Linked DNA regions of Mus musculus: region 2 is linked to region 1. The links are chromatin loops, found by intact Hi-C in ENCODE. Cell type or tissue: left cerebral cortex. All regions are shown on one strand.

Evidence for each region. Peaks named below come from ENCODE experiments on the same cell type or tissue, not always from the same donor. Only the 100,000 strongest peaks of a DNase experiment are listed, where the experiment ranks them.
Region 2: a loop joins it to region 1, with 5 times the contacts of the local background. A loop is called at or near these places in 1 of 42 quality-filtered maps.

Annotation. Positions count from the first base shown.
Region 1 is chr17:28,925,698-28,929,697 of GRCm38, forward strand. All of the region lies in intron 1 of Gm16191 (a long non-coding RNA gene), which reads left to right. Among named protein-coding and RNA genes, the nearest start is that of Gm16191, 2.4 kb to the left of the region's middle. In left cerebral cortex, CTCF peaks have their summits at 907 (motif pointing left) and 1,785 (motif pointing left); DNase peaks (open chromatin) are centred at 890 and 1,732; H3K27ac peaks cover 441 bases.
Region 2 is chr17:28,853,592-28,857,591 of GRCm38, forward strand. No RefSeq gene overlaps it. Among named protein-coding and RNA genes, the nearest start is that of Pnpla1, 2.8 kb to the right of the region's middle. In left cerebral cortex, a CTCF peak has its summit at 1,767 (motif pointing right); no DNase peak of the experiment used is centred here.

The DNA.
Region 1 (4,000 bases):
GTTACACACCTTGCCCAGGTTTTGGAAACTCTCTCTGTATGTAGTACAGGCTGGTTTCAGATATGCAACCCATCTGCCTCTGTCTCTCAAGTGCTGTTTTTATAGGTCCAGATATGCAGGACCCTTCAAGGTGCTTTTTGATCTTCGCCTGTTAGCTTGTGATTTCGCCCTGGAGAGGGGAGGGGAGACATGTCCATGGACAATGGTCTCCTCCTCCCAGGCTTTCTGACCACAGTGTACACTCAGTAGGACCACATTTGACTGGTTGCTATGGAAACAAACAATAGCATCTGTCACTGGGGGGGTGGGGACCACAGACCAAGTGAAAGGGGATAGAGGCTGCAGGAAGAGTTGGTGCTGGTGACATTTTTACAGAGCTTCACGCCTCTTAGGATACAAGGTACACACGTGACTGGCTCTGACACTTGGCTCTGTGGCGTTTCTTTCTTAGTGCTCCTGTTACAATCTGAACTTGATTCTTCCTTCCTTCTTGGTGGCCTCTCTAGTCCCCACTTTCTCTATTTCTCTCTGCTGTTATCGTTTTTTGAAATAGGGACTCCATATGCAGCACAAGCTGGCCTGGAACTTTTGAGCCCCTTGCCTCAGACTCCCCAGTGCCGGATGCCCTCTGTGTCCTCACCATCTAGATCATTGCCCAGTGTACGACAGATGCCCGGGAAATACTCATTACATAAATGAACATGTCGTTTCTGGATGTTTCTCTTCTGCCTCATATGACCAGCAGAGTTGCTGACAGAGGGGGCACAGAAGTTTCCGACATGCGTCTATCTCTCACCTCACCCACTAAGCTTCCGGTCACCGAGCCGACCCTCCTGGGCCTGGAAGCCCTCCTTTGGTGAACAAAAGTAGGCCGTCATACTAACACAAAGGACCTGTGCGCCTCCTGGTGGACGTACCTTTAAACTGCAGGACTTTCCTTGAAGAGTCGCCTGGGACCTGAGAGTCGGTCCCCAATCCCATTTCCTGGCATCCTATGGAGGCCTCAGAGGGGTGTTGCTTACTGGCTCGCTCAGTCGGCTTTTCTATATAACCCAGGACCACCTCCTACATCAATCATCAATCAAGAAACATTCCCGAAGCTGGGCGTGGTGCTGCACGCCTTTAATCCCAGCACTCGGGAGGCAGAGGCAGGTGGCTCTCTGAGTTCGAGGTCAGCCTGGTCTACAAAGTGAGTTCCAGGACAGCCAGGGCTACACAGAGAAACCCTGTCCAAAAAAAAAAATCCAGAATTCTCGCTACAGAGCTGGCTAGCAAGACTGGTTGGATCAGCAAGGTCTAGGTTAAGTGGGAGCTCAGCCTCAAGGTCTAAGGTGAAACGTGACACCCAAGGCCCCACCTTAGGCGTCCACATGCATGCACAGGCACACACATGAATGTGTACCTGCATGGGTAGGAGACCCACACATATACAAACACGGGTACTGTGTCCAAGCACATACGCACACAGGCACACACACACACATATGCACAGTACGCACATATGCACACTCAGAAACATAAGCTGTTACGGTAGTGCTTGCTTGCCTTGAAGCTCAGTACTTGAGAGGCAGAAACAGGGTTGCTGCAAGTTTGAGGCCAGTCTAGGCTACACAGTGAGTGCTAGGCCAGCCAAGCCGACATATGGAGTTGCTGTCTATAAATAAGTAGATAAAGGGTGGGAGAGGCGGCTCCTCAACTGAGCGTTTCCTGCTCTTTCATCCCAGCACCCATTGTTCCCACCCACAACAGCCTGTAACGCTGCCTTCAGATTCCAATGCGCCCTCTACTGGCTCCTGCAGTCACTGCACCCGTGTGCACACAAGTATTTTCAAACAAAATGAGATCTTCTAAAATCAATAAGGTTGATGATAGGTCTCTTGTGTTTGGAAGGAGAGGGCCACCGAGAACGTTTGTCCCTCCTCCCTGATGGAAACTGCTGACAACTTGCAGGAGTTGGTTCTTTCCCGTCTTGTGGGTCCTAGGGACTGAAGTTGGTTTCCTCTGCTCTCTGAGCCATCTTGTTGGCCCCCATGCCACCACCTATTTTTGAAATAAGAAACTAGACTAGCCTTGGACTGCAACTCTCCTGCCTCAGTCTCCCAGATGCTGGAATAATAGCCCGAGAAACCATACCCAGCTCGACCTTTAGTGGGTTTTACAGCATAATTTGAGCATTGGCCAGTTCGAAGCTCTTCCATGCACATCTCTGTGTGTATACCCGTGGAGCCGCCCCAGGGACCAGACTCTAGAAATTTCCAGAACCCAGAAAATTTTTGTGTCTGACATACACGCATACACACACACACACACACACACACACACACACACACACATAAATAAATAAGGAACGTGCCTGCCTGCTCAGCTGTCAGGGATATGAATTATTACCCATGTCTTGGTCACCCATGAGGACAATGACAACAATCACCTATCGAGGTCACATGGGGTTGTCACGAGCTGCTGTGACACCGTTCATTTAAAGAGCATTGTCCGGCATCAAGATGCTTTCCAAGATAAACAGTCTAGCCAATGCTTGTAAATGCCTGGCAGGAGCCCAGCGCACAGAGGACACAGCCAATGGCGGTGTGGCAGGTGTCTGCTCCCCTAACTTGTTACAGCAGGAAACATGGGTTCCCCAGAGTTAAACTCCACCACTACCCGCCGGGGTTCACCCCACACCAGCCCTGTGACAGTGACAGTTTTTTTTTTTTCTCTCTCTCTCTGAAAAATTCTTCTGCATTCTACCTTCCATCCCTGGAATATACTTTCCTATTGTCCTTTCTGTTGTTAAAGACTGATTTTTTTTTAAACCATTATAATTTTCTGTGTGTGTAAGCACATGTGTGTTCTTGCAGGCGTCTTTGGAGGCTGAGATGGTGCATACCCTGCAGCTAGAATCACAGGGCCCTCGCGAGCCGCCCAGTGTGGGCTCTGGTCCTCTAGAGCAGCTCACACTTTCACCACGGAGCCAGCTCCCCTGCCCCCTTTCTCTTTTTTGAGATGGAATCTCACGTAGCCCAGGTTAGCCTTGAACCTGCTGCCTGCCAAGGGCATATGTCTGAAACAGATGAACAAACACCTTTGTGTCTCTCCCATGTCAGGATCTGTTGGGTAACACTGAATCTACAAGCTTAGCAGTTTGTCAGCATCCATTTGCCAGGTAATCCTGTTTCCCTTGATGGCTCGTGCCACAGTGTCTAGAGGGCAGAAGAAGATTTTTGTGAGTCCTCTCTCACCCCTCCTGGGATTGAACCCGCGGCTTCAGGCTTGGTGGCAAGCACCTTTCACCCTAGAGACATCTTCACCCCTATTACATTTTTTTTCTTTTTTTAAGATAGGGCCTAGAATTCACCATGTATTCCTGGCTGGCCTGGAACTCACTATGTAGCCCAGGCTGGCCTTGAGCTCACAAAATTTCACCTGCCTCTGCCTCCCAAGTTCTAGAATTCACTGCATGAGTCACCATGTCCAACCCTTACTTCAATCTTTTTTTTTTGTTTGTTTGTTTTTTCGAAACAGTGTTTCTCTGTGTAGCTCTGGCTGTCCTGGAACTCACTTTGTAGACCAGGCTGGCCTCGAACTCAGAAATCTGCCTGCCTCTGCCTCTGCCTCCTGAGTGCTGGGATTAAAGGCATGTGCCACCACGTCCGGCCCCTTACTTCAATCTTAACAACTAATATTAATCCTCAGACCCCCCCCCATTCCATATCCTACAGCAGCGATCTGAGTGTATATGTGGGTTACAGAAAGGCTACAGCAAAGCCATCCCTGAGAAGCTGACAGACAGGGGTTTGGGGGGGCTGTGGAGAAATGAGGGCAATGGCTGCTCTTGCAGAGGACCTGACTTCTGTTGCTAGCCCATAGTTTGCTTTCACTCCAGTTCCAGGGGGTGCAAGGCTTTCCTCTAACCCCTACTGACACCGGCACACGCAAGGCAAGCACTCACACAGACACAAACACGGAAGTAAGTACATCTTAAGAAAAACTAAGCCAGGTGGTG
Region 2 (4,000 bases), 72 kb before region 1:
ATTGTGGGTGGCACAACCCCATGGCCTGGGGTCCCCAACTGAGTGGAAAGGAGCTGATTGACAGCATTTATCTTCCTGCCTCCTGACTGCGGTGTGACCAGCCATCCCCAGTCCTGCCCATTGCCTTTTCCACTGTAATGGGCCGTACCCTCAAAACACCTCCCTAAGTCATTTTTCTCATGTTGTTGAGAGGCCTCCATCTTAGAAGAAAAATAGCCTGAGATCTTGACCTGCAGTTGAACGCCAGCTGCACCCAAGTACCAGGAAGGACCCCCAGGCTTGTCCTTGGCCCATACCCCAGAGTAACTCCCTAGCTACTTCCTATCAACAGTCAATCAAAGATTAGTCCGATTGTTTCAGGTGTACTTTCAGACTGTCTGTGACTGTATATGGTCTTGCTTCAGAGCCCCCACCTGTCGGCTTACAACATTCAATTAGATGCTTGTCTGGACAGACACTCCCTCATCTGCCTCCATTTCCTATAAAACCGTGTCCCATTGAGAGTTCAGGGCTACCTCACCAAACTGCTTGTAAGAAAGAGACCCTAATGTGATTTCATCAGAAACGGCTCCTTGGTAGTTTTTCGGGGTTCATGAACACTTCCTGGCACAACATTGTCAAAGCAGCCGGGGAAGTCTCAGAAACTCACACTTCCCGTGGACCATGACAATGTTCTATGAGGTGTTACTTTTTTCTCCTTTGTAGCAATTAAATTATTCTAAAACTTGTGAGTTTGGGTCAGTGAGATGGCTTTGTGGGTAAAGGCACTTGTTGCCAAACCCAAGGTCCCGAGTTCAAATGCTAGGTCCCACGTGGTGGAAAGAGACCTTTTCTAGTTTGCATTTCTGTTGGTCTGATAACACCATGACCAAAAGCTGCTCCGGGAGGAAAGAGTTAATCTGGCTGCTGTTACAATGTATCACAGAAGCAGCCTTGGCAGGAACTGGGAGGCAGGATTTGGGGGCTCTACCCCCCTCCCCTCAGCTTCCTTTCTTACACAACCCAGCCCCACCTTCCTCAGGACCACATGGTACAGTGGGTTGGGCCTTCCTACATCAATTAACAATCAAGAAGATGTGGTGGCGCACGCCTTTAATCCCAGCACTCGGGAGGCAGAGGCAGGCGGATTTCTGAATTCAAGGCCAGCCTGGTCTACAAAGTGAGTTCCAGGACAGCCAGGGCTACACAGAGAAACCCTGTCTCGAGAAAGAAGATGTCCACAGACATGCCCACAGGCCAGTATAAGGGAGGCAATTCAGTTTTTGTTTTTTGTTTTAGGAGACAGGGCTATGTAGCCCTGGCTGTCCTGGAACTTGCTCTGTAGACCTCAAGCTACCAGAGATCCACCTGCCTCTGCCTCTCAGGGGCTGGGATTAAAGGCGTGCGCCAGATGGGGGCAGTTCTTAACTGAGGTTTTCACTTACCACAGAAGTCAAGGTGACAGCTGAAAACTGTAGCAAGAGTCCACTTCAGAAAGTTATCCCTTGATCTCCACATGGGCACCCAGCTTGAACACAAACACAGACACTATTTATTATTTGTTTGTTTCTTATTTATTTTGAGACAAGACCAGGTTATATAGCATTGCCTGGCCTCAAACTCCTAGAGATCGTCCTGTTTCTGCCTCCCAAGTGCTGATATTAAAGGCATTACACACCATGCCAAGCTTTAAAAAAGTACAAATATAGTATTTTCACTTCATTCTTATTTTATGAGCATGGCTGTTGTGCCTGCGTGTGTACCATATGTATGTAGTGCCCCTAGTGGCCAGAAGAGGGCACCAGATCCTCTAAAACTAGAGTTCTGAATGGTTTTAAGTACCCTCACTGGTGCTGGAATTTGAACCTAGGTCCTTTGCAATAGAAGCAACTGCTGAGCTGTCTTTCTACCTCCTAAATCTTAAGATGGACGGATGGACAAACAGACAGATAGATAAAATCTTCATCCAGTTTCCTCACCAGTGTCCCAGTTTCTGGGTCTGCCACAGGCACCCTGTCTCTCCCTAGCCACAGGCAGAAAACCAGGCATTATCCGTGAATCACCTTGCTCACCCAGCCAGTCCCACATCCAAGGCTCTGTGGCAATAGCTTTGCTGACTCACCCTCCAGCCATTCATCTTCCTGGATCACCGACCCTAATCTGTCCTCCCTTCCACGACTCTCCAGCTGGAGTGTCCTCCAAAGGTCCCCCGCCCCGCGCAGTGGAGGTCACATGTGTCCCTTCTGACCTACTTACTCTTCTCTTCCACAGACTCTAGGATCCATCTTTTACAGAAACCTTGGCCTCTATTGCCTTCTGATAGTGACAGGCCTGTCACCTGCCAGGCATAGCCTTTATCTGTCACCTCTGTAACTCCTGTCAAGCTTGAGAACTACTGCTGCCTGTTTTGCAAATGAGGAAAATCCAGGTGTACTGTGCGGGTCCCACTGCGTGTAAACAGCAGTACAGAGCCAGGGAGTCAACCTGTCTGTCTGACCCCAAGAGCCCCTCCCATGCCCCTGAGTTCATCATGCCTCCCTCCAAAGGAAGCCCAGAGCTGTCCCCTGCCCTGCACACTGCTCCCCCATCTCTAGTCTCCAGTCCCCAGCTTCTGATGTCATAGCTCAACCTGCCCTCTCTCCCTCCCTCTTTGTTCCTCCTGAGGCAATCTAGCCTTGCACAATGTAGCAGTTAATTACAGGGCGCCTTGGCTGCATCTCTGGTTACTTCACAGTTGCTTGTCAGAGTCCCAGGAAACCTGTCAGTATCTGGTCTGTGGTCTGGGGGAGTTGAGGCGGCATTTCTCCTTGTTCTCATTGCCAAAAGCCATTGGCTTCTTCCTGTTACATGTCCCCGACACACACACACACACACACACACACACACACACACACACACACACACACACAACCTGCCTTCCAAATCTGACAATTACATGTCTGAAGCTCTGTGTAAGATGGAACCCTGGAAGGCTCCCTCCTTAGTGGGTGCTGGACTCTGTATTGCCAGTTTGGATCAATGAAATCATCAGTTGACAGGAACTCCAGGAAAGACATCATTGTCCCCACCTATAGAGTGGCTGGGGCCAACTGGGACTAGGAGAGAGACAACTTGTCTCAGTTCTAATTCTGGTCCTGCTACCATGGGGTGATGGTGACAGTGACAGTGATGGCTGTGAGGGTGGAGGAGGAAAGAGAGGAGGGAAGAGAAAAAGGAGGAGGGAGAATATGGAAGAGGAGGGAGAGGACAGGGAGAGACGGAGGATAAAGGAAAGGTGGAGTGGGGAGAAGGCAGGGGAGGAGGGGGAGGGGAACGAGGAGGAGAAGGAGGAGGAGAAGGAGGAGGGAGAAAAGTCAGAGGAAGAGTGGGAGGAGGGAGAGGAGGGGAAAGAGGAGGAGTGGGAAGAGGGGAGGATGCAGAGGAGGAGGAGGGAGAGCAGAGAAGAGGAAGAAGTAGGGGAGAGGGAGGAGGACGGGAAGGAGGGGACTAGGAAAGCTTTTTGCTGCCTTAGTGATCCGCAGTGACCTTTTTGGGTGAGAAAATCCCTCCTCTCAGAAATCATGCTGAGTAGCCCTAGAGCTAACCCTGGTCCCCAAGCCCCTGTCCCTTACCAAAACATCTCTCTGCCCTGACCCTGATGAGGAGACCCAGACACCCCACATGAGACCTCATGACCCCCGACCCCTGACCCCCATCCACAAGCTATCTATTCATGTGGCCATCTTGGAATGACCAAGCTCGCTGTCCTCTTCCCTCCTGCACACCCAAGAGACAGCACTCCAGCTGAAGACATGATGCTCTCTCCCTGAGGACCGGTGTTCAGTTCCCAGCACCTATATCAGGCAGCTCACAACTGCCTGTGATTCCGGCTGCAGGGCATCGGATACCCTCTTCAGGCCTCTGGAGCTGGCACAGGACTGAGAGGCAAGAGAGAAGACCTGCACGGACCAGGCCAGGGACAGGGAGATGACAGAATAAGAAGAGGTAGGAAGGAGGCTGGCGACTTCTGGCTGGTTACTGA